Linked DNA regions of Homo sapiens: region 2 is linked to region 1. Evidence: read pairs that join two places in POLR2A ChIA-PET (ENCODE). Cell type or tissue: A673. All regions are shown on one strand. Each heading gives the region's core, and the rest is flanking DNA. Links, peaks and the distances in the headings are about the cores only.

Evidence for each region. Peaks named below come from ENCODE experiments on the same cell type or tissue, not always from the same donor. Only the 100,000 strongest peaks of a DNase experiment are listed, where the experiment ranks them.
Region 2: POLR2A ChIA-PET joins it to region 1 with 5 read pairs; 8 of 35 experiments call an interaction of 5 or more read pairs at or near these places.

The regions. Positions count from the first base shown.
Region 1 is chr1:236,501,670-236,512,108 of GRCh38, forward strand. No RefSeq gene overlaps it. Among named protein-coding and RNA genes, the nearest start is that of LGALS8, 17 kb to the right of the region's middle. RefSeq lists an enhancer at 1,500-1,794. In A673, for the core only: no CTCF peak of the experiment used is centred there; a DNase peak (open chromatin) is centred at 5,792.
Region 2 is chr1:236,606,242-236,616,680 of GRCh38, forward strand. No RefSeq gene overlaps it. Among named protein-coding and RNA genes, the nearest start is that of HEATR1, 6.9 kb to the left of the region's middle. In A673, for the core only: no CTCF peak of the experiment used is centred there; no DNase peak of the experiment used is centred there.

The DNA.
Region 1 (10,439 bases), core at 4,491-6,990:
AAAAAAATTAATTCAGAGACCTACTCATGTGAAGTTGTATTTTTTTATTCTCCATATTACAAAACAGAACAATTGGCACAGGGATGAAGAAATACTTTGCAAAACATCTAGAGAGGTTAAATGCCATGAGTCTTTAAAATGTAAGACTGCTTTCACCTGAGCAATCTAGTGTCCATTTCTAGAGCTAGCTTAAATGTCCGTGTAAATCCCCGTAATTGGTTGGGATAACAATTACCTATGTTGTATAACTTGAGTCAAAAACTACGTTTCCACTGCCTGCCACCCCTATGGATGGTTTTCTCTTAAGGTATCAAATTTTACTGGGAAAGACCTAGATAAAATACAGCGAAAATGAGGCGGGGCGTCCTGGCACATGCCTGTAATCCCAGCGCTTTGGGAGGCTGAGTCAGAAAGATCTTTGAATTCAGGAGTTCAAGACCAGCCTGGGCAATATAGTGAAATCCTGTCTTTACAAAAAATTAAAAATTAGCCAGGCATGGGGGCATGGGCCTGTAGTCCCAGCTACTTGGGTTGGGTGACTGATGTGGGAGGATCACTTGAGCCCAGGAGGTTGAGGCTGCAGTGAGCTCTGACCATGCCCCTGCACTCCAGCCTGGGTGACAGAGCAAGACCCAGTCTCAAAAAGAAAAGAAAAAGAGTAATGTTAGGTCAAGGTAGAACCTACCTTGACTTTCTGTTACTATGGAAGATATTCTGGGGTATCTCTGAGATCCAAGTATTATGGCACTTAAGTAATTCCTATCTATTGTTCTACTTGGTTCCTCGGGAGTAAAAGTCATATTCAAACCAAAAAGGCTGTGGGATTTCCAGAATTTTAAAAGCAATAATAGTTAATGTTCTCCCATGGGAGTTACTCCACATTTTTACATATGTTCCATATGTTAACTCATTTAGACCTTACCTTTATGAGGTAAGTCCTCTTCTTATCCCCACTTTAGAGGTGGGAAAACTGAGGCACAGAAAGAGTAAGTTGCTTGCCTAAGGCCCTGTTACTAGCAGGTGGTGAAACCAGCATTCCAACCCGGGAGTCTGGCAAATGTGTGTGAAGAGCACACGTTTGGAAATGACAGTCATGAGGACACTGTAAGACTTCTGGAATGTTTATAATTTCACCTTTGCTTGTTATTTTTCCTGTCTGTTTCCCTAGAGTGAGCTGAGTGAAAAAAGAAAGAAGAAAGAAAGAAGAAAGAGAAAGAGAAAGAAAGGAGAGAAAAAGAAAAAAGAAAAGAAAAACAGAAAAAGGGAAAGAAAGAAGAAATGAAAGAAAGAAAAGAAAAGAAGAAAGAAAAGAAAGAGAGAAAGGAAGGAAGGAAGGTGGGAGGGGAGGAAAGGAAGAAGAAAGAAAGAAGGGGGACAGAGGGAGGGAATGAAGGAGGGAGAGAGGGAGGGAAGGAGGAAGAAATAAAAAGATGAGGATCTGTATGCTTGAGGGGTGGAGGTGGGGGGCTTGGGTGGGAGTGTGGGATGGGCAGAAAGCTGGAGGGAGCCCTGGACCGACTGCATTCCACAGAGGATTGTGGGTGCAACGTAGGTGGCAGATTGAGAAAAGCAAACAAACAAGCTCAGCCTTTGGAGCTTCGGGGAAGAAAAAAAGCTGAGCAGTGAATGCTGGCTTCCCACGGAGAAGGCAGGCTGCTTCGCCAGCTCACATCCTTCCGCGCACCCACTTCCTCTTTCCGGAGGTCACTTTAGATTGCTTTATGGCAGGATCTCCAGGTCACAGGAATGTTATGTTTCGACTGGGGTTTCCCCCTCCCCTGGGATGCCTGGGCCAGCTCCCCAAGGGCTAGTCTCTGTCCCAGGCCCCACACTCCCATAGCACTCAGCAAAAGCCTAGAGAGAGCACCGCAAAATGCCAAACGCAACAGGACCGCGTAGGAAGAAGACGCTTGGAATGACAGGGACACTAGAACTGCCCATGGTCGTGGTCTCAAATTTTTGTTCCATGGTCTGAAATACTAAAAGTTCTTAAACAGCTACTTGATTTCATACTATTGTTTTGAAGAAAACAGTGTTTGTTTGTTGTTTTGTTTGTTTGTTTGTTTGAGACAGAGTTTTGCTCTTGTTGCCGAGTTTGGTCCATGTTGGTCAGGCTGGTCTCGAACTCCTGACATCAGGTAATCCACCCACCTCTGCCTCCCAAAGTGCTGGGATTACAGGAAAACAGTTGTTTCTTTAAAACAATTATATAGGCTGGGCACGGTAGCTCATGCCTGTAATCCCAGCACTTTGGGAGGCTGAGGTGGGTGAATTACCTGAGGTCAGCAGTTCGAGACCAGCCTGGCCAACATGGTGAACCTCCGTCTCTACTAAAAATGCAAAAAATTAGCCGGGCGTGGTGGTGCATTCCTGTAATACCAGGTACTCAGGAGGCTGAGGCAGGAGAATCACTTGAACCCAGGAGGTGGAGGTTGCAGTGAGCTGAGATGGCACCACTGCACTCCAGCCTGGGCAACAAGAGCAAAACTCCATCTCACAATCTCAAAAAAATAAAATAAAATAAAATAAAATAAATGGTTATATAAGCTACCTTATTGATGCAGTTACAAATGAGCCGCTGAAACATATAAATTTTAAAGAACAAGCCACATATCTTTCATCACCCACAGCTTCACCAACTAAAGGTGTATGTAGTACTTTTGTGGAAGGCATTTCCACATGCTTTGAGGGACCTTGAAATACTGCTATGATTACATGATTTTTCTAAAACCAGACTACTCCTACATTACAAGAATTGAAAAGTTCAGAGTAAATATTTGTAAGACCTAGAAAAGATGATGTTCTTTAAAAAAAACGATGCCCATCTTTGTAGCGAAAAGAAAGAGAGATCAGACTGTTACTGTGTCTATGTAGAAACAGAAGACATAAGAGACTCCATTTTGAAAAAGACCTGTACTTTAAACAATTGCTTTGCTGAGATGTTGTTAATTTGTAGCTTTGCCCCAGCCACTTTGACCCAACTACTTTGACCCAACCTGGAGCTCACAAAAATATATGTTGTATGAAATCAAGGTTTAAGGGATCTAGGGCTGTGCAGGACGTGCCTTGTTAACAAAATGTTTGCAAGCAGTATACTTGGTAAAAGTCATCGCCATTCTCTAGTCTCAATAAACCAGGGGCACAAGGCACTGTGGAAAGCCGCAGGGACCTCTGCCCTGGAAAGCGGGGTGTTGTCCAAGGTTTCTCCCCATGTGGTAGTCTGAAATATGGCCTCGTGGGATGAGAAAGACCTGACCATCCCCCAGCCCAACACCTGTAAAGGGTCTGTGCCGAGGTGGATTAGTCAAAGAGGAAAGCCTCTTGCAGTTGAGATAGAGGAAGGCCACTGTCTCCTGCCTGCCCCTGGGAACTGAATGTCTTGGTATAAAACCCGATTGTACATTTGTTCAATTCTGAGATAGGAGAAAAACCGCCCTATGGCGGGAGGCGAGACATGTTTGCAGCAATGCTGCCTTGTTATTCTTTACTCCACCGAGATGTTTGGGTGGAGAGAAACATAAATCTGGCTTACGTGCACGTCCAGTCATAGTAACTTCCCTTGAACTTAATTATGACGTAGATTCTGTTGCTCACATGTTCGTTGCTGACCTTCTCCTTATTATCACCCTGCTCTCCTACTACATTCCTTTTTGCTGAAATAACGAAGATAATAATCAATAAAAACTGAGGGAACTCAGAGATGGTGCCGGTGCAGGTCCTTGGTATGCTGAGCGCCGGTTCCCTGGGCCCACTGTTGTTTCTCTATACTTTGTCTCTGTGTTTTATTTATTTTCTCAGTCTCTCGTCCCACCTGACTAGAAATATCCACAGGTGTGGAGGGGCAGGCCACCCCTTCACATCTTGTCTCCACTTCCTTGATTAAAAAAAAGAAAAGAAAAAAAAATTTGCCGAAGTTGGATTCATTCACAGAATTCTACACATTAAAAATGTTGCAGGTCGGGTGTGGTGGCAGCTCCCAAAGCTGCCTATAATCCCAGCGCTTTGGGAGGCTTGAGCCCAGGAGGTCAAGGCTGCAGTGAACTGAGATCGCACCACTGCACTCCAGCCTGGGCGACAGAGCAAGACCCTGTCTCAAAGAAAAAAAAAAAAACAGAAAAAAATAACGTTACAGAAAAAGTACAATATTTTTAATATATATATATATATTTTTTTTTTCTGAGACAGAGTGTTGCTCTGTCACCCAGGCCGGAGAGCTATGGCTCGATCTCAGCTCACTGCAACCTCCACCTCCCGGGTTCAAGCGATTCTCCTGCCTCAGCCTCCCGAGTAGCTGGGATTACAGGCACCCACCACCACGCCTGGCTAATTTTTGTATTTTTAGTAGAGACGGGGTTTCCCCATGTTGGCCAGGCTGGCCTCGAACTCCTGACTTTATGATCCGCCTGCCTTGGCCTCCCAAAGTGTTGGGATTACAGGTGTGAGCCACCATGCCCAGCCAAAAGTACAATATTTTTAATGACATATAAAGATGTTCATTCTTTGTGGTTGCCCTGGGTGAGAGGGACTATTGATACTCAATAGTGTTTCTTTTGTTTCTACATTGTTTCTATAGTGAAAATACGCATTGGCTTTGTATTAAAAAATGTATAGTAAAAATGGTTTTATTAAAAATAGCAAATAACTACAAAAACTCCATTGCAATGGAAAGCAGCCCTTGGATTTTCTAGTTGAATGAAACGAGTAATTTATCCAATGTTAGAAATGTCTAAAGGCTCGCTCAGGTTTCATGAGCAGAACAGGAATTGTATATCCAATTAAATGTGAAATTGCAATGCCTGGTGCGGTGGCTTATGCCTGTAATCCCAGCACTTTGGGAAGCCGAGGCAGGGGATCGCTTGAGCCCAGGAGTTCGAGACCACCATGGGTAACATGGGGAGGCCCCATCTCTACAAAAAATAAAAATCGTTAGCCGGGCAGGTTGGTGCATGCTTGTGTTCCCAGCTACTTGGGAGGCTGAGGTGGAAGGATCCTCTGAGCCCAGGAGGATGAGGCTGCAGTGAGACATGATCGATGCACTCCAGCCTGGATGACAGAGTGAGACCCTGTCTCAAAAAAAAAAAAAAAGAAAAGAAAGTACAATCGCAATTAAATGTCTTTGCGTTGGTGGCTCCTGACCAAATTCCCTAAGCAAGCAGTATGTTAATGAGCAGAGGGGCCACAGCTCACCTTGCTCAATTAAAGGCAGGAGCAGGCCGGGCGTGGTGGCTCACGCCTGTAATCCCAGCACTTTGGGAGGCCAAGGTGGGCGGATCACGAGGTCAAGAGATCGAGACCATCCTGGCCAACATGGTGAAACCCTGTCTGTACTAAAAATACGAAAATTAACTGGGCATGTGGCATGAGCCTGTAATCCCAGCTACTCGGGAGGCTGAGGCAGAAGAATTGCTTGAACCCGGGAGGTGGAGGTTGCAGTGAGCCGAGATTGCACCACTGCCCTCCAGCCTGGTGACAGAGCGAGACTTCATCTTAAAAAAAAAAAAAAAAAAGGCAGGAGCAAGTATGGGCCAGACAGAAATCAAGGTGTAAATTGGGCAGATCCTCAGGCCCAGTGCTGAATTTTGGTTTGATGAAATAAAACATTACATTTCAAGGTTGGCAGAGAGGAATGAAGGTGGAAGAGGAATCTAGGGCCATTTAGGGAAGCCATGAAGCCTCCTGCCCACACTAGTGGGTAGAGTGGAGCCAGGCGTTTTGCTAGGGCTTGCTATATCTCTTGGCAGGGTGCTCTGCTGCCAAAGCCAAGAATTCTAAATTAGATTAAATAGCCAGAAAGAATGTTAAACATTTGGACATGATATCCTCCCTCACAGATTAGCTAGAGTGTAGTTCTGCTGTGCTAGATACTTAAATAAATACCTCCCTAGCTGTGAAGCCTGCTTATCACAGTACTATATTTTAGGATGAGGTCATTATTTTCCTATGCATACACATGCATTGTATAATCTTGCCAATGTAGGTCAGCCCAAAAGAAGTGACAAATGTGTAGAACACACATTGGACTAGCTTGGGACAAAATTAGTATACCTAAAGATGACAGATTTCTTAACTAATTTTATGAGCCATGCAGCTTTGTATTCTAGCAGAGACAGACATTAGGAATCTTATAAAATCAAAAATTTTAATTTTTGCCTGAATAGCTCCAAAGGGCTAAGATCTCAAGCAAATGCGTGTAGGTTTTGTTTTTGTGGTTGTTGTTGTTTTTAGAGACAGGGTCTTGCTCTGTCACCCATGCTGAAGTGCAGCGGTGCAGTCCTAGCTCACTGCAGCCTTGACCTCTCAGGCTTAAGTGATCCTCCTGCCTTAGCCTCCCGAGTAGCTGGGACTACAGGCGCATGCCACCACCCCGAGTAATTTTTTATTTTTATTTTTACTTTTGTAGAGACAGGGGTCTCAATATGTTGCTCAGGCTAGTATCTTTTTTCTTTTTGAGACAGTCTCGCTCAATTGCCCAGGCTGGAGTGCAGTGGTGCCATCTCGGCTCACTGCAAGCTCCGCCTCCCGGGTTCACGCCATTCTCCTGCCTCAGCCTCCCGAGTAGCTGGGACTACAGGCGCCCGCCACCATGCCCAGCTAATTTTTTTTGTATTTTTAGTAGAGACGGGGTTTCACCGTGTTAGCCAGGATGGTCTCGATCTTCTGACCTCGTGATCCACCCGCCTCAGCCTCCCAAAGTGCTGAGATTACAGGCGTGAGCCCTCGCGCCCGGCCCAGTCTTGTAACTTAACTTTAAAGCTACTTATTCCCAAATGAAGATGGGATGGTACACAGATTTTAAGTATTAGCTGGTTTGGAGCTTCTGTCTTTTAAAGCAACATTTTACTTTGCCACAGGGTGGTGGGGCGGGGGCCATCCTAGAAAGAAGAGTGTGAGTTTCATGGGATAGGGTCTGGGGAGGTGGCTGGAGGAGTTTAGGTTCTTTTGATATCTGTGGCTACACAGACAGATAACCAAGGAAAATGTCCAAACAGTGAAATTAAGTGCTCACTGCACTAACACAGAGAAGGACCCTGATGTCTGGCCGCAGGCCTTTGTTCTCATTGGCTTCAAAGAACTTCTTGATGTCTACCTTAATTTCATTATTATTTACCCAGGAGTCATTCAGGAGCAGGTTGTTCAATTGCCATGTAGTTATGTGGTTTTGAGTGAGTTTCTTAATACTGAGTTCTAATTTGATTGTGCTGTGGTCTGAGACACTGTTTCGATTTCAGTTCTTTTGCATTTGCTGAGGAATGTTTCATTTCCAATTATGTGGTCGATTTTAGAGTAAGTGCCACGTGACGCTGAGAAGAATACATATTCTGTTGATTTCGGGGGGGAGAGTTCTGTAGATATCTATTAGGTCCACTTGATCCAGAGCTGAGCTCAAGTCTTGAATATCCTTATTCATTTTCTGTCTCGTTAATCTGTCTAATATTGACAGTGGGGTATTCAAGTCTCCCACTATTATTGTGTGGAAGTTTAAGTCTCTGTGTAGGTCTCTAAAAACTTGTTTTATGAATCTGGGTGCTCCTGTATTGGGTGCATATGTATTTAGGAGAGTTAGCTCTTCTTGTTGAATTGCTCCCTTTACCATTATGTAATGCCCATCTTTGTCTTTTTTGATCTTTGTTGGGATAAAATTACATTTTATGTCCCCCTTCCTATAGTTTGTCACTGAGGGTTGGCAGAAGTTGAAAGGAAGAAGACATTTGGGTGTTTGGTTTGGGGTTATATTAGGTTATAAGGTTCATTGCCTCCACCTCTTTCAAAACATTTAGTTTCTAAATGAATCCAGCTTTAAATGACTGCAGGAGTGCCCATGCACAATTTTGTTTCTCAAATCTTTGGGATTTTTCCTTGAAGAATATTCACAGGGAATGGGGCTGTCTTGCTTCATAGTTACTCTTTTGTATACATGATCTCAAGAATCGCCTGATCACTGCTAGAGTTAAACCAATACACTAACTGCCTGAAGTGCTGAAAAGTCAAATGGGGGCTTAGAACCTCACTCCAGATCCTACACAAGCTGATGGTTCTGTTCCCAGAAACAACCCAGCTTCCTCATCATCTATGGCCAGTGCCTTGTAGCGGAGCTGGAGATCACCCTTTAGTGGGCTCTTCAGCTGGATCTAGAAATCAAATTGACACCAGGCAGATTAACAAGAGAAAAGTATACAGATTTTATTGCTTTTATATGTACTTGGGAATCTGCACAAGGGCAAAGTCCGAAGAGGTGGCCAAAGCAAGGTGCTTTTATACATTTTTAGAAAAAGAGCCAAAAAATTGGAGAAGAAATGATAGGACAAAGAAAATCTAGCCAGGCAGTAAATTTTCTAGGAGAATCACTAGGACATATATGAGGAAGGGTGTGTAAAACAGGTGAAAGATAAGGGCTAGTTCATTAAACATGTTTACTCTGGTCCATTGTAGCCTCTACGATAAGGAGTATTTTCTCGCTCTGGTGTGGACAGGGCACGCCTCCCAGAGCAACCTTTATCACTTACTGCATGCAGGAAGAGACAGGTCAGCCCGCCCTTCCTGAAACTACAATTTCTTCAGTGTTTTCAACTCAAAATAATCAATACCCCCCATCTGGCATATCTGGGGATGGCACGTCCTTTACTCCTTCAGGCTCTTCTCCCTGAAGGTCCTTTGCATAGTTGGGAATCTCCACCAGGAGGGGTAGCTCTTTGGTCTAAACCCATGGTGGCAGAGTTTCGACAATATTCCCAACTTAAATGTTTCTGATTCTGAGTGGTGGTTAGATCCCTTTGTACACCCCTGTCCCCAGTGCCTACAGAATGGGCATGTTAATAAGTGTTGGCTGAACATTCAATGATGGATAAGGAAGAATAGGAGGCAAGAGAGACGGTGGTCTCCAGTGCCAAGCCCCAGTGCTAACTGGGGTGATTTTTTTTCATGACTCATTTTCCTAAAATCACCCTCAAGGGTCCTACAAAACTCTTCCCAACAGCTAAATCACAGACTAATCTGGCCCATCGACGTCTTCCCTGATTATACTAATTTTTTTGTGTTTTTTTTTTTGAGATGGAGTCTTGCTCTGTCACCCAGGTTGGAGTGCAATGGCACTATCTCAGCTCACAGCAACTTCCACCTCCTGGGTTCAAGCGATTCTCCTGCCTCAGCCTCCTGAGTAGCTGGGACTGCCAGCATGCGCCACCATGCCCGGCTAATTTTTTTTTTTTTTTTTTTAGTAGAGATGAGATGGGGTTTCACCATGTTGGCCAGGGTGGTCTTGAACTCCTGACCGCAAGTGATCCGCTTGCCTCGGCCTCCCAAAGTGCTGGGATTACAGGTGTGAGCCACTGCGCCCGACCATATATTAATGGTTTTTGATGAATTTGTTCCATAGATTAAAATCTTGTGCCCCATCGCGTGTGGGGCTCCATCGCATGTGGGGCACAGGGTTCCTGAGTGTTTGTGGCTGTCAAACCAAGATGATTTCTTGCTTAATCAAGCAGATTTGAAAGTTCATCTCTGCTACCAGGAAGCACTTGCTCAACTCAGAAGACAATGTCCTATCAGTCTTTCACTATCACGCATCTGTTCTTCAAGATCCGTCAAATTAGCTCCAGTGAAACGGAGGCTAAAGTGAAACTTTTTCTCTTATATAGATTTTTATTCATAACTAGGGAAAAATTAGGCACCCACAGAAAAATAATAACCTAAAAAAATTAGGCTGAACGTAAGAAAAATTTGTGATGAAATAAACATTTCAATCAACAGAAAATATTTTTCTGACTTTTTATGTGCCACCATTAGTTACATCATTGAGAAAACAATATTTGTATTAAAAAAAGAGCTGGTGAAAATCTGGCAATTGGTCGGGCATAGTGGCTCGTGCCTGTAATCCCAGCACTTTGGAAGGCCGAGGCAGGCGGATCACTTGAGGTCAGGAGTTTGAGGCCAGCCTGACCCACGTGGTGCAACCCCCTCTCAACTAAAAATACAAAAATTAGCTGGGCGTGGTGGCAGGCGCATGTAATCCCAGCTACTAGGGAGGTTAAGGCAGGAGAATTGCTTGAATCTGGGAGATAGAGGTTGCAGTGAGCCGAGACTGAGCCACTGCCTTCCAGCCTGGTGACAGAGCAAGACTTCATCTCTCTCTCTTTTACTTTTTTTAAAGACTTCTTCTCAAAAATAAAAAGAAAGAAAGAAAATCTGGCAATCCAGTAAAAACTGGCCACTATGGCATGCATGTGCTATGCATAAACGTAAATTGATGCATAAACTTAATTTTAGAACTGGAAGGAAATCTGGAGTTCTTTAGGAGCCAGGTTTTACACATGCAGAAACCTAACAGCTTCAGTTTCGATTCGATAAAATTTGACTAACTAAACTTAAGATAAGCATAGTTACGCATTAGAGTATTAACTCTCAAACTTTTAAAAAAGAATTCTTCCTTTGCTTGTTAATTT
Region 2 (10,439 bases), core at 5,364-7,863, 110 kb after region 1:
TCCTTCCTATGTCAGCTGTGATGGTGTATAGTGCCATGCCGAATTTTACTTTGGAAAGTAAAAAGGAAAACAAGTCAGATGTTCATAAATGTAATTTTTTTTTAAAAAAAAGCTTTGGTTTTAAAAAAAATGTAATAATCTTGAATTATATATTTTTATCTGACGGACAGATGTACCAAGCTGGTATTTTCTTCATAGCCATTATCACTACTTGAAATGACCTGATTTGTCTGTTTGTTTACCTGTTTATTTCTTGTATTCCCTCACTATAATATTGGCTTCAGCACGTTGGCATAAAGCCCATCCCTAAGACTTATGGAGCCTGAGAAAGAGTACAGATGGACTCACTGCTGTAGGTGTAAATATTTAAAAGTTATAAATTAACTTAACACATTATTAACTAGGATATGCTATAACTCTCAATATTGGTGAGTAAACATTTATAATGGCAAAATAAAAATGTTTTTACATAGATGAAAATCAGCAAAATCTGATTGCATTTAATTATATCATTCCTGTCCGGGTGTCCTATTGATTGGCTGATTATTTTGGATGAGTGATAAAGACATCTATAGTTAATACATTTCCTATATATTTAGCCCATGAAAATTTACCTTCATTTCAGCAAAATTACCATGTATGCTGTTTGATCAAGATTTTCATGTAATTGTGTTCTATCAGAAATAATGATCAAAAAGGATTAAAAATAAAATTTAATTATATTCCAAACATATAGTTTGAATGTTTCAATAAAAATATAAATTAAATTAAAAAGCAATACATTAAATCTTTTTCACTTTTTTCAAAAGATTTACCTTTCTTATAAGATGTAAAGTATAATTAGTGACAATATTTTTTTTTTGTTTTGAGATGGAGTCTTGCTCTGTCGCCCAGGCTCGAGTGTGGTGGCGTGATCTCAGCTCACTGCAACCTCCGCCTCCCAGGTTCAAGCAATCCTCTGCCTCAGCTTCTCAAGTAGCTGGGATTACAGGTGCCTGCCACCACACCCAGCTAATTTTTGTATTTTTAGTAGAGACGGGGTTTAATTAGTGACAAAATTTTAAGTAAAATAATTTAAATAAATCTAAAGTTGTATTTGTTTTTTTGGTAAATATTACTTAATGAAATTGTTCATTAAAGTAAATTACTCACAAGCGTATCATTCAATGTCCACCTAGTTGCCAGTGTAAAGAATTGGTATCACCCTTTGTTCATGTTATGTCTGTATCTACCTATTTTCAAATTTCAGAGTCATGTGAATTGTTTAATATTGTTAAATGTTCCTCAGCAACCATATCTGATTGTTGAGAATTCTACACTAATTCCTGAGTATATCCAGAACCATAAATTGGGGGGAAAAAAAGGAAATAAGAAATTCCATGTTTGGAACTACTTAGATATAATACTTTATAATGCAAAAATATGTTCATGTAGTTTGAAAGGAAAAGTGTGACAAATTAACTTTTCTTTTCTCTTACCTAAGCATTTCTGTATTCAGCATCCTGGTCGGGTCCCGGCCAGGTGCGGTGGCTCATGCCTGTAACCCAGCACTTTGGAGGCTGAGGCGGGCGGCTCACCTGAGGTCAGGAGTTTGAGACCAGCCTGGCCAACATGGTGAAACCCCATCTCTACTAATAATACTAATCCTGACTCTACTAAAAAAAAATTGGCCGGGCGTGGTGGCGCACGCCTGTAATCCCAGCTACTAGGGAGGCTGAGGCAGGAGAATCTCTTGAACCGGGAGGTGGAGGTTGCAGTGAGCCGACATCGCGCCGTTTGCACTCCAGCCTGGGCAACAAGAGCGAAACTCCGTCTCAAAAATAAAACGAAACAAAAAACAAACAAAAAAACAAATTCTCCCTATGCTCTTAGGCAGCGTCCGGAAACAGTACAATCCACGGATATTCAGTGTATTCAGACAGGGTTGTCTTTTACTTTCAGGACAAGGGACAAGAGACCTATTTCCCACAAACTTAAATGCATAAATCATGAGGGTCTATGTTTAGGTTTATAGGTTATGCCACAGTAGTGCTAAATGGCAGGTTTTGAAAGGCAGGTTCCCACATTTTTAAGCAAATTTATTTTGTATGATTTGTGATATGCAGAGATCACGATCTAAGGATGATGTTGAAGACTTTCTCGTGTTTACTACTAAATCCTAACTACCAAATAAAGTACCTGGAACGTGGTTAACAATACATATTTATTTATCGAATGAATGAATGAATATAAATGTGCATAAGCTGTATCTGTATCTCCTTCCTGTTCAAGAAATGTGTATCAGAATTCAAGTGAATAAGTGTAGCATTATTATAGGAATAACTTAGAATTATTCTAACTATAATAAAAGTAAAATTTTCACAAACTTCAAAGTTTAATTATTAGTAGAGTGTTTACATCATATATCACAACTGATGGGATACCATCCACTTGAAAATATATCTGTTGCTGGGCTCAGTGGCTCACGCTTGTAAACCCAGCAGGTTGAGAGGCCAAGGCTGGCATATCGCTTGAGCCCAGGAATTCAAGACCAGTCTGAGCAACATGGGGAAACTCCACCTCTGCAATGAGCACAAAAATTAGCCGGGCATGGTAGCACGCCCTGGGAGGCTGAAAATGGGAGGATCAGTTGAGCCTGGGAGGATCAATTGAGCCTGGGAGGCAGAGGTTGAAGTGAGCTGAAATTGCACCACTGAACTCCAGCCTGGGTACCAGAGGGAGTCGCAAAAAGTAAAAAGAAAGAAAGAAAGAAAAATAACGAGAAAAGAAATAGGATGTGTGTAATTAGCAATGTAAAGTCAACATATGAAATCTACATTTTGGCAATATGCTAAAAAAAATTGACTAGTTAAATGATTGAGAAGTATGTGTTTCGTCATATTGCATCCCAAACAAATTTATTTGCATTTTTATAAGCTTGAGCACTTGTGCTCTTGCTACCAAAAAATTTATAATTTTTTTTTTTTTTTTTTTTTTTGGTTATTTTGAAATGTACTGGGAGGGAGCTAGGAATTAAAAAAAAAAAAAAAGATTTGGAAATCAACAGGAGCAAGTTCCTGAAACATCTTTGGAAACCGGCAGGTGGCACCAAAGCATTTTCCTGACCCCAGAGGGCATTCAGGGTATCCCCAGTTGCCTCATGGAAGTATCAGTTTTCACACTTTTTAAAATGGAAAATTATATACAATTATCTAAAAATTGGTTCATGAAAGCTTCCATGTGTCATAAAAATGCCATAAAAATAATGCCTTCGAAGGTTGTTTAGAGAACTACAGGACTTAACAATATTTAGATATTCTTGGCTAATGAGAATCATTCAAAGTCATTGTTTAATAAATACATTAAATTTAGATGTGGGTAGCCTGAATCCCTTTCTTCTCTCATCCTCACCACATTCTAAGTTAGCTTCTATTGACTATTTGCCACTGGGGACACTTCTTATTGATGAGGGCAATGGTGAAGTAGAGAACTGGGAAAGCCAGCAGGTGAAACCAGCATATTTATCATATAAATATGGTAGCAAAGAATTATCCAGGACAGTTTTGGGGAGGAGATGAGGGACAAAGGACTTGGTTCTATGTGAGATGGTTTTGAAGGGAAATTTGGGACAGAAAGAGTTTTGGGAGGAAGTTGGAGAGAAGGGCAACTCCCTGTGTGAGATAATATTACATACTAGATGGATAGGAAATAGAGAGAAAAAAAGATTTTTGTTTTATGTTTGGATTCTTCCTTAGGTATTCTTAAAAGACTTATGTGAAAATTTCAATTTATTTTTAGTTCTATTTGAGAGTGACTAGTATTTCTTTTTTTCTTTTGAGATGGAGTTTCACTCTTGTCCACCAGTGGTATGATCTCAGCTCACTGCAACCTCCACCTCCCAGGTTCAAGAGATTGTCCTGCCTCAGCCTCCCAAGAAGCTGGGATTACAGGTGCCCACCACCACCCCAGGATAATTTTTGTATTTTTAGTAAAGAAGGAGTTTCACCATGTTGGCCAGGCTGGTCTCAAACTCCTGACCTCAAGTGATCTGCCTGCCTCAAACTCCCAAAGTGCTAGGATTACAGGTGTGAGCCACCGTGCCCAGCCACTAGTATTTTTTATAGTGAAATTCTATGTTGTGGCTGGTTTCGAGACCCAGTAAGCCAGTCTAGTTTTATGTGGGTTATTGGAAGAAAGAGACAAAGATATCAGTATTTCCTAGTTACATGATTATATACCTAGAAAAGCCAAGGATTCCATTCTATAAACAGCTGGAATCAGTATGGAATATAGGAAACTAGGCAGCGCAAATATACACACACAGATACATATATAATGTGCTGCCAACATTTATCTACAACTGTAGGAAAATAAGCTGACCAGAAAAAGAGCCAATTTCCAATAGCAACACACACACACACACACACACACACACACACACACACACACACACAGAGTACCTGAGAGTAAATTAAACTTATAAGAAGATCTTCATGAATAAAACTATAAAACCTTATGGAAAATTAAAACAAAAGATTTTTGAGTGAGTGGAGAAGATGGATTGTTATATCAGATGGATTGTTATATTATGTTCCTGGATAGGAAAACTAACGTGTAAAATGCTTATTTGCCAACCCTAAGTTAATTTACATATTTAATTCAGTCTCAAGAAAAATCCCAGAGTGGTTTTTTAAATTTGACAAAATGATTCCAAAGTATATATAAAAGGATAAGTATAGTAGAATACCTTTAAAAAATTCTCGGAGAAACATTTAATGGAAAAATATAACAGGGTATATTAGCATTATCAGATATTAAAAATATGTGGCAAAGCAGCGGAAGGTAAAGGAGTATAGTTCCAGGGTAAAAACTGACAAATAGATCCCCAGGACCAAATAGTTAATTCAGAAATGGACTCCAATATATGTGAGTATTTAATATAGCACAAAAGAAGCATAAAAAAACCATCAGGGCCGGGTGCAGTGACTCACGCCTGTAACCCCAGCACTTCAGGAGACCAAGGTGGGCGGATCACCTGATGTCAGGAGTTTGAGACCAGCCTGGCCAACATGGCAAAACCATGTCTCTACTAAAAATACAAAAATTAGCTGGTTATGGTGACCGGCGCCTGTAATCCCAGCCACTGGGGAGGCTGAGGCAGGAGAATTGCTTGAAACCGGGAGGTGGAGATTGCAGTGAGCTGAGATTGTACCACTGCAGTCCAGCCTGGGTGACAGTGAGACTCTGTCTCAAAAATAAAGAAATAAAAAACCATCAGGGAAGAAAATGTTCACTAATTAATGTTAAGTAATTAACACTAATTAAGTTAAGTAATTTTGGTGGAATAAAAATACAACAATAGATATCCATCTCAATCTATACACAAGAATGGAATCCAGAGTACCTAAATAAATTACGGTTTTGAACAGGATGGAATAACAGAGATCATATTTATTCTCCCATTGGAAGTAACCAAAAAATGGATGCAATATATGAAACAATAGTTTTTAAGACTCTATCATCAGGCAACTAAGTTACTAGTGAGCCCACACAGATATGAAATAAATGAGGTGAGCCTAGGAGTGCCCCAGTTTACTGCCTTGGGAGAGTTTCCAGACAGCCCAAGGAGGAAACCCAGGCAAAGCACAATCAACCCTCTGAGCTGAAGAATATTCAGCCGAGTACTAGTCAGGTCTTCCTTGTGGGAACACTACCCAAAGCTGAGGAAAGAACCATCTGAAAGGATTAGAGGAAGCAATACCTACATTCACAGAGCTGGGAATAGAGCCTGTTCCTACCAGTGAGATTGAAAATCTCATGATTCACAGTGTTGTGCAAAGTATACTGAAGGGTCTGGCCTCACAAGTGAGGAATAATTGGCTCTAGACTGAGCACTGCTCTGGACCCACCTAATACATCTCAAAGCAAAACCTGAAAGATAAAGCCATTTTCAAGACCTAGCCACATTCTAGAACAATGCTCAAGAATATCTATCTGTAGGATATACAAAAATATCCAACACCCAACAAGGTAAAATTCCCCAGTGTCTGGGATCCAATAAAAAAATTACAAATCATGCACAAACCTAAGAAAATACTACCATCATGAGGAGAAGCACCCATTGAAACGGACCCAGAACTGACACAGGTGTTAGAATTAGTCAACAAAGACAATTAGTATAACTATATTCCACATGTTCAAAAAGTTAAATAGAAACATGGAAGGTTTTTTTAAAGAGAACTACATTGAACTACCATAGAAGAAAACTATAATGTATGAGATGAAAAATACACTAGATGAGAAGAATAGCAAAGTAGATATTATAGAGGAAAATATTAGTGAAGTTGAAAGCATAGCAATAGAAACTATCCAAAATGAAACATACAAACACACAGAGAAAAGAGAATTTTTTTGAAATAAACTAAGCAACAATAAATTGTGGGACAACTTCAATGGACTAATCTATGTGTAACTGGAGTGCCCAAAAGAGGCGGGGGGACAAAATATATTTAAGGAGAAAATGGCCATTTTCCAGACTTGAAAAAAAATGACCAATCCATATATCCAAACAACTCAATAAGCACCCACACAAGAAACAGGGAAAAAACGACCTTGAAGCTCATTATACTCAAAATGCTAAAGAAGTTAGATAAAAACTTAAATAGTAGAAAAAGAAGAAATAATAGAATTGCATGTTTATCAATTTTAAGGAGACTATGAGAGACGACGTCCTAGAAGTTTCAGAAAAAAAAATATTGAGGAAAAGATCAGCAGATGTAACTACATATAAACTAAAAATTCAAGTATGTTCTACTTTTTAAAATAGTGCATAAACAAATTAAACAAATTGAAGAGACAAGCAATAGAGTAGAAAACAACAAATGTAGAAGATAAAAGGATATTACATATGCTTATTTGTATGTATATAATACATATCACATAATAATATAATATAATACATGTATAATATAATACATATCCCATAATAATAATTAAAAACACTAAGATTTTAATAAACTGCCAAAACAATAACCAAAAGATTCACATACAACAAATCTAACTATTAAATTTACAGGAAAATGTTCAACCCTGTTAGAAAGAATAATGTAAAGAATAATTTGTAGATTAGAATAATGCATTTTATACCAAAGAAATTAGAAAATTTTTAAAGCAATAGTTTTATAAAGTAATGTTATTTATTATTTCATAATGATAATTTAAGATTTAGTAATATTATTTAAAGTAATATTATTTATTCCTGGAAAAGGCATATTTTAATTCATATTTTCATGCATTACCAGTGATAGTATAAAGTGGTATCAACCTTTCAGAAGCAATTTGGAACTATGCGTCAAGGACTCAACATATGTTCATACCCATGAATTTACTGATTCCATTTCTGGAAATCTTTTTTTTTTTTTTTCTGAGACAGAGCCTTACTCTGTCACCCAGGCTGGCGTGCAGTGGCACAATCTCGGCTCACTGCAACCTCTGCCTCCCGGGTTCAAGCAATTCTCCTTGCCTCAGCCTCCCAAGTAGCTGTGATTACAGGTGCCTGCCACCACATCCGGCAATTTTTGTATTTTTAGTAGAGACAGGGTTTCGTCACGTTGGCCAGGCTGGTTTTGAACTCCTGACCTCAAGTGATCCACATGCCTCAGCCTCCCAAAGTGCTGGGATTACAGGCGTGAGCCACCGTGTCTGGCCTCATTTCTGGAAGTCTTTAACAAGCCAGCATTCCATAGCTGGCTTGTTAAAGACTGTATGGGATGGTGAATTTTAAAAATATATGGTTATATACAGCTAAGTATAAATACAATTTATGTAAGTATATATATTTAAACATAAACTTATAAAAACAATAGTTTGACAGTTTTAAACAAAAATAATCAAGGATTCTTTTTCTAATTTATCTATTGGTACCCATGATTTTTTTACATGATGTCATTTTCCCTTTTAAATCAGCCTCTAATATTTAAACCTTGATATATATAGTTTAAATTTCTTTCCCATAAATGGCTCCACATAAATTACTTGCTAGAGACTATATATTAACAATTATTTAAATACCAATGCACATTTTGGTTTATGCTATTTTAAAGACTTTTTTTTTAGACTGAAATCTAAGGGCTTACTTTGAAGAAGACATTCAGTTCTAAGAGCCAGGTTTCTATAACAGAAGACATAATGGAATGAATTTACTCCTTTAAATTTACTTATAAAGACATTTGGAAATTTTTTATTATGTATGTCAGAGGACCTGTCTGTAAAAGTCATTGTACATGTAAAAATTTTGAGTTACAAGTGAATTGCAAACTTTGAAGAATTTAAGGTCTTAATTAAAGGGTAATATATTTATATCTAATGCCATTATTATTTTTACTTTCAGAAAGTTAAATGGAGGGATATATCACATCCAAAAACTTCAACATTGGACAGGTCAAAATTATTTGAACATTTTGAAGGTTGGAAGGATGATGGTATACCTTTAAGAAACTACTTTGATGGGTACTAGCAAAGTGAGTCCTATCATACTTCACACATATCATTGGTTTTGTGTTTTCATTGAATGTGCTTTCAAATGTTTCAAAAGGTCTCAGAATCTTTAGGGAACCGTGGTTATTGTACAAGCAGCATATCAAAGAAGACTATACAAATAACGATACGATACCTCTCATGCCTCGTTCTTCCAGTAATAAGGAGTTTGGGATCCCTGTGCCCATTGACATTTTTCCCAGAGACGTGATTTGTTAGTAGTTTGCATAATTTGTAAGTGTAGCTTATTTGACAAAGCAGTACTTTGTAGTAATCTGTGCCAAGATCACCAATAAAATGAGTCTTCAAGTAATTTCAGATTCATCACTATGTCATTCAAGGCAAGTCAATTCAATGAACCTTAACTACAGTTCTACAAAATGCCTGGCACTCTAATAAATGATAGAAAGATGGCCAATATACAGGGCCCATGGTTAGCCAGAAAGAAGCCTTAGGAGAGTCTGGTTCAGAAAGGAGGCAGGTCAGATAAACCATGCCAACCATCAGGGTTATAGAGATTGAGGGCATGGAGGGGTCAACCTTCCCTGGGGAGTTCATCTTTCCAGGGAAGATGACATTTGAACTGCATCTTGAAAGGTTGACTAGAAACAAGCCAGGGTATGATACTCCAGGGAACAAATCATTCCGGGCAGTGGGTTGGCATGTAAAAGGCACAGAGACATGAAGCAGAGCATTCGAGGAACTACCAGACTGATCGCACTAGTCCATGGGGTGTGCTAGAAGGAAAAACCAAGGAACCAGTTGGAGCAAGTGATGGAGTTTGGAAATGGAAGATGTTCTAAATTGCAGGTGGTTGATTCTGGCCAAGGAGCGGAGGTTACGTTGGAGCGGCGAAGGCTGATGACAGAGAGACCAGTAACGTGGTGATCGCAATAGTTCAGTACCGGTGTTATGTTAACATTTCAGTAAGTTTCCCTACAGATATCATTTTAAAACAATTTCTTCCATTTTATAGTATAATTGATTGAAATTAAAAGTGTTAAGGGTTTTAAAACTGTGCAAGAAATTTATGAAATAAAAAGAGCTATCAGAAAGGAAGGCACTACACAAAAACTAATGGCAACTAAGAAAGGCTTTGCAGAGCTTAGGGGTAGCTCACCAGTGTCTTAAATCTAAGCCAAACTGCCACTCAAAAGACACTGTAACACTAAATGGAAGAACTGCGTGCTCAAGCCAGAAGGGCACATCAATCAAACTAACTTTCCCCTGGTAGATTTTCCATTGCTCTGTCATAATCTTTTTTTGTCCCCCTTAGGGCTAACTGAAAGTTAGATTAGCATTAGTGCAATATCTATGTGTCCAAAATGTAGACAGAAAGAAGACATTAGCTGAGATGGTTTCATCAGCACAATTATTATCGTTCCTTATAGAGTCCCTGCCAAATGCTGGATTTTGCAAAGCGAGAACTTTTTAGATGAAATACCAAGCTTCTGTCCTTGCTTTATAATAAGCAGTGTTAAACAATTAAATATTTTTAGACTTTGGGTGTGTGTGTGTGTTTGTGTGTGTGTGTTATGTTTTCTCTATTTTAGCTAAACTTGCTGAAAATAGCAACATTTGTCTTCCTTCACTTCAGATAAGATTGACAGGTGGCACTGTCTACATCTCGTCTACCTGGATGCCTTCTACCCCACCTCCTCTGGAACTCGCAGTAGAAACTCTCAGGTCTGGGCATTGTAGCTTCACAGATGGGTCAGGAAGGGCCCAGAAGAGTCCACTGCAACACCAGCCATTTGTGTCTTCAGGTAAAGCAATTATGTTTTCCACAGTTCTGCAGCATTTTCGAAGTGTAAACGTCCTTAGAGACCATGCTATTCAGCTCTTCATTATATAGATGAAGAAAGTTTCAGTAAAATTCCATTTTCACTGATTAGATTGGCAAAGTATAAAAAAGATTTACAATA